Linked DNA regions of Mus musculus: region 1 is linked to region 2. A link is a contact called in ENCODE Hi-C or POLR2A ChIA-PET data. All regions are on one chromosome and are shown on one strand. The core of a region is the stretch at or near the end of the contact, and the rest is flanking DNA. Distances in the headings are between cores, read along the strand shown. Region 1 overlaps Zbtb4 (zinc finger and BTB domain containing 4). Region 2 holds the start of Tmem256 (transmembrane protein 256).

What was found. Hi-C counts contacts between places; a loop is a spot of excess contacts on that map. ChIA-PET counts read pairs that join two places held with the same protein, here RNA polymerase II (POLR2A).
Region 1: POLR2A ChIA-PET joins it to region 2 with 28 read pairs in embryonic stem cell. The contact joins the enhancer-like site here to the promoter of Tmem256 in region 2. A Hi-C loop is called at or near these places in 2 of 37 maps with a recorded cell type or tissue (T-helper 2 cell and heart). POLR2A ChIA-PET finds 5 or more read pairs at or near these places in 4 of 5 experiments (Patski and embryonic stem cell).

The regions. Positions count from the first base shown.
Region 1 is chr11:69,783,487-69,786,239 of GRCm38, reverse strand. It overlaps Zbtb4 (zinc finger and BTB domain containing 4), which reads right to left. Exons shown (of 4, transcript NM_029348.2): 4 at 2,214-2,753. It overlaps Chrnb1 (cholinergic receptor, nicotinic, beta polypeptide 1 (muscle)), which reads left to right. Exons shown (of 11, transcript NM_009601.4): 9 at 361-533; 10 at 1,043-1,190; 11 at 1,479-2,204. The coding sequence ends at 1,619. Among named protein-coding and RNA genes, the nearest start is that of Chrnb1, 11 kb to the left of the region's middle. Within about 2 kb of position 1,304, at least 1 of the 3 ENCODE cell types and tissues checked has a DNase peak (open chromatin) inside an H3K27ac peak, as active enhancers do; it is heart, where a contact is called at or near this core.
Region 2 is chr11:69,837,272-69,839,971 of GRCm38, reverse strand. Tmem256 (transmembrane protein 256) reads right to left here and starts at 1,447. Exons shown (of 4, transcript NM_026982.1): 1 at 1,323-1,447; 2 at 1,021-1,052; 3 at 704-784; 4 at 414-606. The coding sequence starts at 1,407. The coding sequence ends at 463. It overlaps Nlgn2 (neuroligin 2), which reads left to right and starts at 2,188. Exons shown (of 8, transcript NM_001364137.1): 1 at 2,188-2,700.

The DNA of each region.
Region 1 (2,753 bases), core at 55-2,554, 54 kb after region 2:
GTGTGTGTGTGTGTACACATATACATGTGTATACACACACATATATTTTTTACATGAATGAATGTTTGTTTCATGTATGTATATATGTACTACCTACGTGCCTAAGACTTACAGATGGTTGTGAGCCACCATGTGGCCCTGGAAACCAGGGTTCTCTGGAAGAGCAGTCAGTGCTCTTAACTGCTGAGCCATCTATCTGTCCAGCCCTAAAGCTGTGCAGTAGAGGTTCTGCCAGTGTAGCTCAGGAGTACTGTGAGTGCGCATGTACAGGAAGGGACATCTGGGGTGTGAATCCTTAGCTGCTTTCTTTGTGATTGAAAGCATTAAAGCCCTCTGTAATATGTCACTTCTACTGTATAGATCTTCATTCACAAGCTCCCTCCATACCTGGGTCTGAAGAGGCCCAAACCCGAGAGAGACCAACTCCCTGAACCACATCACTCTCTTTCTCCAAGAAGTGGCTGGGGCAGAGGAACTGATGAATATTTCATCCGGAAGCCTCCAAGTGATTTTCTTTTCCCTAAACTTAACAGGTAAGACCTACACTAGTCGCTGGGTGTGGTGGTGCACGCCTTTAATCCCAGCACTCGGGAGGCAGAGGCAGGCAGATTTCTGAGTTCGAGGCCAGCCTGGTCTACAAAGTGAGTTCCAGGACAGCCAGGGCTATACAGAGAAACTCTGTCTCGAAAAACAAAACAAACAAAAAAACAAAACAAAACAAAAAACAACAACAAAAAAAGACCTACACTAATCAATCACTTGGGCAAGGGAGAGCTACAGCTCCCAGAAGACAGTGGAAGGTAATGTGGCCTAGCATCATGGGAGTTGTAGGAACCTTGTCTGTGCTTGCATTGTAAAAAGGTGGCATTTAAAAGTTTAAAGAGCCAGAAACTTGCAAAAGTCTGGAGAGGTCGGAAGGTCTCTCCCAGGTACGGAAGGTTGTTGGAGGAGGCAGCTGGAGCAGGGTTGACAGGTCAACGGGAACTTCACATTCTCTTTGAACCCAGGGTGTGGTCAAACAGTCCCCACCCTACACACACAGGTTTCAGCCTGAATCATCTGCCCCGGACCTGCGACGATTTATCGATGGTCCAACCCGGGCTGTAGGTCTGCCTCAGGAGCTACGAGAGGTCATTTCCTCAATCAGCTACATGGCCCGACAGCTTCAGGAACAGGAGGACCACGACGCAGTAAGTCCAAAGAGTCTGGAGCCTGTGGGCTCATGGACCTCGGCTCCACCCTTAACTTTAAGCTCCGCCTTTAGCAGGCCCTTCCGTTTCTGATTGGAAGTGTGCTTGGTTTGTCCTTCCTGCTTTCCGACTGGTTTCCTTGCTTTCATATCTAGCTGGAGCCTTACTTTTGCGCTACTTATCTTTTTCTCACATTCCAAGTAACAATACCTTGGCAGAAAACTGAAAGGGGTGGGCACCCCAAAACTCCAGACCTGGAGTTATTTATTTATTTTTGTCTACCCTTAGCTGAAGGAGGACTGGCAGTTTGTGGCCATGGTTGTGGACCGTCTTTTTCTGTGGACATTCATCGTTTTCACAAGCGTCGGGACCCTAGTCATTTTCCTAGATGCCACGTACCATTTGCCCCCTCCTGAACCTTTCCCTTGAGGACCCTCCGGTCATTTTTGCCAAATGCTGCAGGTACTCTCAAGCTCAATAGCGCTTGGCGCTTGTAAGAATCTTGTTTCTGGGAAGACGTTCAAGTGAGACTTGGAGGCTGAGCATGGTGCCTTGGACCCACCCGAAATGTCCTTCTACTTATTATTTAGAGTTTTGTTCTTCTGCGGTTTTGTTTTTGTTGTTTTTGAGACAGAGTCTCACTCTGTGGCCCAGGCTAGCCTGGAACTGTGGCGTCCAGGCTGGTCTCAAACTCCCAACAATGTTACTTCCTTAGCCTAGCAATTGTTGGAATCACAGACCTGGTAAACCAGCACACTTGGAGTTTGTTTCTTGAAACTACATAGAATGTCACAGCTTAGATCTCTAGTGAAATAGAATTATAACCAAGTAGTAGACTGTAAGCCTTTTGAGGACAGGAGATCTGTTGGCTACTGAATTATCCCCAGCAATGTGTACAGGTCCTAGCCCATAAGTGCTTAACATTTGTTGAAGAGAGGGAAAATAAATCTGGAAGGAAATATAAATATCGCCTACAATTGCACGTATTAAAATTAAAATGTAGAAAATGATTAATCATTTTTGTCTATTTTTAACTTTCTAAAATTTATTTTTTGCAATGATTACCACCTTTAGAGTGAAAAAAGGTTATTTCTAAAAGTCAGCATTTGCAATAAACATTTAAAAAAGGGGGAGGGGGGGAGTGGTGGTGAATGCCTGTAATCTCAGAACTTGGAAGACAGAGGCAGGAGGATTGCTATGAGTTCAAGGCCAACCTCTGCTACATATTGAGAGATCTCATTCAAACCAGGCATAGTGTCCCATACTTAGAACCCCAGCGTTGGAAGGCTGAGGCAGGACTGCTGTGGGTTTCACCCAGTCGAGGTTATAGAATGAGACCTTGTCTCACACACAACCTTATTCAAGTGCTAGCTCTGGCACACAAACCACTAAACTACTCACTATCTGTTGTTATATCTGTAAAATGGAGCACGTAGTAGTATGTGCCCATAGAGAATTCCTAACAGTATATATCAGAGCTTTCAAACAGGTGCATTTTTTTTTTTGGCTTGGGTTTTTTTGTTTTGTTTTATTTTTTGCCTATGTCCTTGGGCTGTACAGTAT
Region 2 (2,700 bases), core at 198-2,697:
ATTTGTTTATTATTATAAAAGCTAAGTACACTGTAGCTGACTTCAGATGCACCAGAAGAGAGCGTCAGATCTCATAACGGATGGTTGTGAGCCACCATGTAGTTGCTGGGATTTGAACTCAGGATCAGCAGTCGGCGCTCTTAACCACTGAGCCATCTCTCCAGCCCCTCATGTGCTCTTTAGGTAAGAGGCTCCATTAGTTCAAGCGCTCTTTATGAGCCCTACACACAATTACAACACCTTGTAAAGATTGGAATTCCAGAACCAGAGGATCTTTGTAGTTAGAAATGCAAATTCAAAGGTAGACTCTCTGCCCTCCCTTGCTCAATGTTAGATGAATAAAGACACCAAAGTTCTTTATATGCCTTTTTCTTTTAATTTCTTTTCTGCTTCAACATTGGCTCCTTCCCTCTGCGCCCAATTACCCAGAAAGGCCAGGACTGGGCGCTTAAACAAGAGACTTCAAAAAGCCAAGGCAAGCCAGCCCAAGATTAGCAGGCTCCCTCCCACAGGCCCCAGAGTCTGGATGCTGGTGTCTCCACTCAGAGCCTGGTAGTAGAAGCTGGTGCAGAATAAGGTAGTTCCAGAAGCTAACAGTAATCCTGCCTGGAAGAGGCAGAGAACAGAATACAGAATTTTAAGAACAAAGCAACATGAGGGAGTAAATGAGGTTTGATTTAAATTAGGCAAGGGAATTGGTTACCCAGACAGGTTTTCTGCAAGAGGGTACCCCTAACAGGGCCAGGCTGTGCAAAAAGTGGTGTTTGTTGGCCTTGTCAAAGAGCTGTAAGAAAAAGAGAAGAGAGAGATTTTCTAAGCAACATAGGACCGAAGTCCATTAACACTGTCACCTCTGACGGCTCAGTTTGCTGCTCCCCCAGGTCTTCAAGCCACAGGCCTGCAGTCCTTGCAGTAGAGACCTACACTTGACTGCCTTCCCATTCATCTCCCCACCCCCTCCCAGTTTAAGGACACCCAAACATCGCGCCAAGTCCAGGAGTCCCAGAACTGTTACTTCACCTCCTTCCCGTAGGCATCCGGAAACTGAGCGCCTGTAGAGAGATGCAAAACCAATCAGAACTGTATTGGCTTAGACCCTCTCAAACCCCAGGGGCACCTAAGTAGACACTGCATCCCTGGAAGCTTCTGACTGGTGGAAACAGATGTAGTACTGAGACGCTTTTGGACCTAAAGACAAACTTGAAGGTTCGGGGTTCCAAGGGATCTCTATTCCATAAAAGACAAGACACTTCCTATAGGTCCCTCCCCGCACCAGATCCCAAAGATTGCCCCCAGCCCAGCTGCATCCCACGTCCCCTGACCGTGTGCCCCGTAGGAGGCCAAACCCAAGGCCCCAGCTCCGGACAAGGCACCTAGGCGGCGGAAAGCAGCCCCTACCCCGGCCATAGCTGTGGGTGGTCACGCGCGGAACCAACACCGCCCTGACCACCCAACAAGCCAGCCAATCCCGATTGCCCATGCAAATAAGGTCCAAAAATGCCCAATCAGGGCTATGTTCATTTCAGAGCCCCGGTTCCCTTACAGACGCCTTTGTAAAACTTCTGTTGAATGGAGAAGATGTCTGGCGGGCGGAGAAACTAGAACCAATTAGGAGCGGAGGAGCGGAGCAGTGGGAGGCGGGGTTGAGGGTGGGACTAGAGGATTTGCGTCACGGATTGGCCCACTTTCCAAGTTGATCGCCTCTTCGACACCCCAACCCCACACCTCCAGCTAATTTGCAAAGATATCGGTCCCCCACAAAGTTCCACCCCTTTTTCTACAGGCTCCTCCTGTTCTGCTTCAAACCAGACCCACTCCTCAAAAGGGGCGGCCCCACGGATTTCTAAGCTCCACCTATTGCCATCAAACCCCTCCCATCCCACGATGGCTCCGCCTCTGTGCCTAGAGGCCCCGCCTTCTTCGTGTGATGCCCTGCCCTCTATAGTTCAGCTGTTCTCCCCCTTGCTAGACCCGGAGAGCCCAGAGGGTGGGAGATCCGGGGGGGCGGGGGGAGAGATGTCTTCACCCTGCTCTAGTTCGCTACGTCCATCCGTCCGTCTGTCCACTCCCACCCCTTTCACTGTCTTCAATCCCCCCCCACACTCCAGAGGGCGGGTGGGCAGGCGGGTGCAAGCGAGGGGTGTGCGCCGCTCTCTCGGCAGGGGGCGGGGGAGGCGGCCGCGCGGTGACGCGCGGGGCTGCTGCGGCTGCTCCGCCGGCGGATCATCACTCTCGAGCTGGGATGGACGCGGGGCGGGCGGGCCCTGGCGCGCAGAGCCAGGAGTCCGGGCCTCCTGGCTACTGAGCATTTCCCAAAGCCTCCCCTAGCCCTTGCCTTCCTTCCTAGGAGCCGCACCGACCTCTGCCTCGAGGCTCGGGACTCGGCCCCCGCCCTCTTCTGACTCCCCGGATCTCCCTCCCGCCCGCCCTCGGGATCGACTAGATCCCTCCCCCTCCCCGAGGATTCCGGCTGGATCCCTGCCCCTGCACCGCGGATTCTGCGCTCCGGGGCTCCGGGCCCCTAGGGATTGCCGTGGACTCCTCCTCCAGCACCCGATCCCTTAGGATCTGTCGCCTGAACCGCCTCCTGGTCCCTCGAAGCCATCCCAGAGAACCAGTGGATCTCCAATCTAGTCCTGTCCCATTGCTCCCTCCTGGCTCAGCCTTTCCCACTGCGGGGTTCCCTGTTCTTGAGCTCTC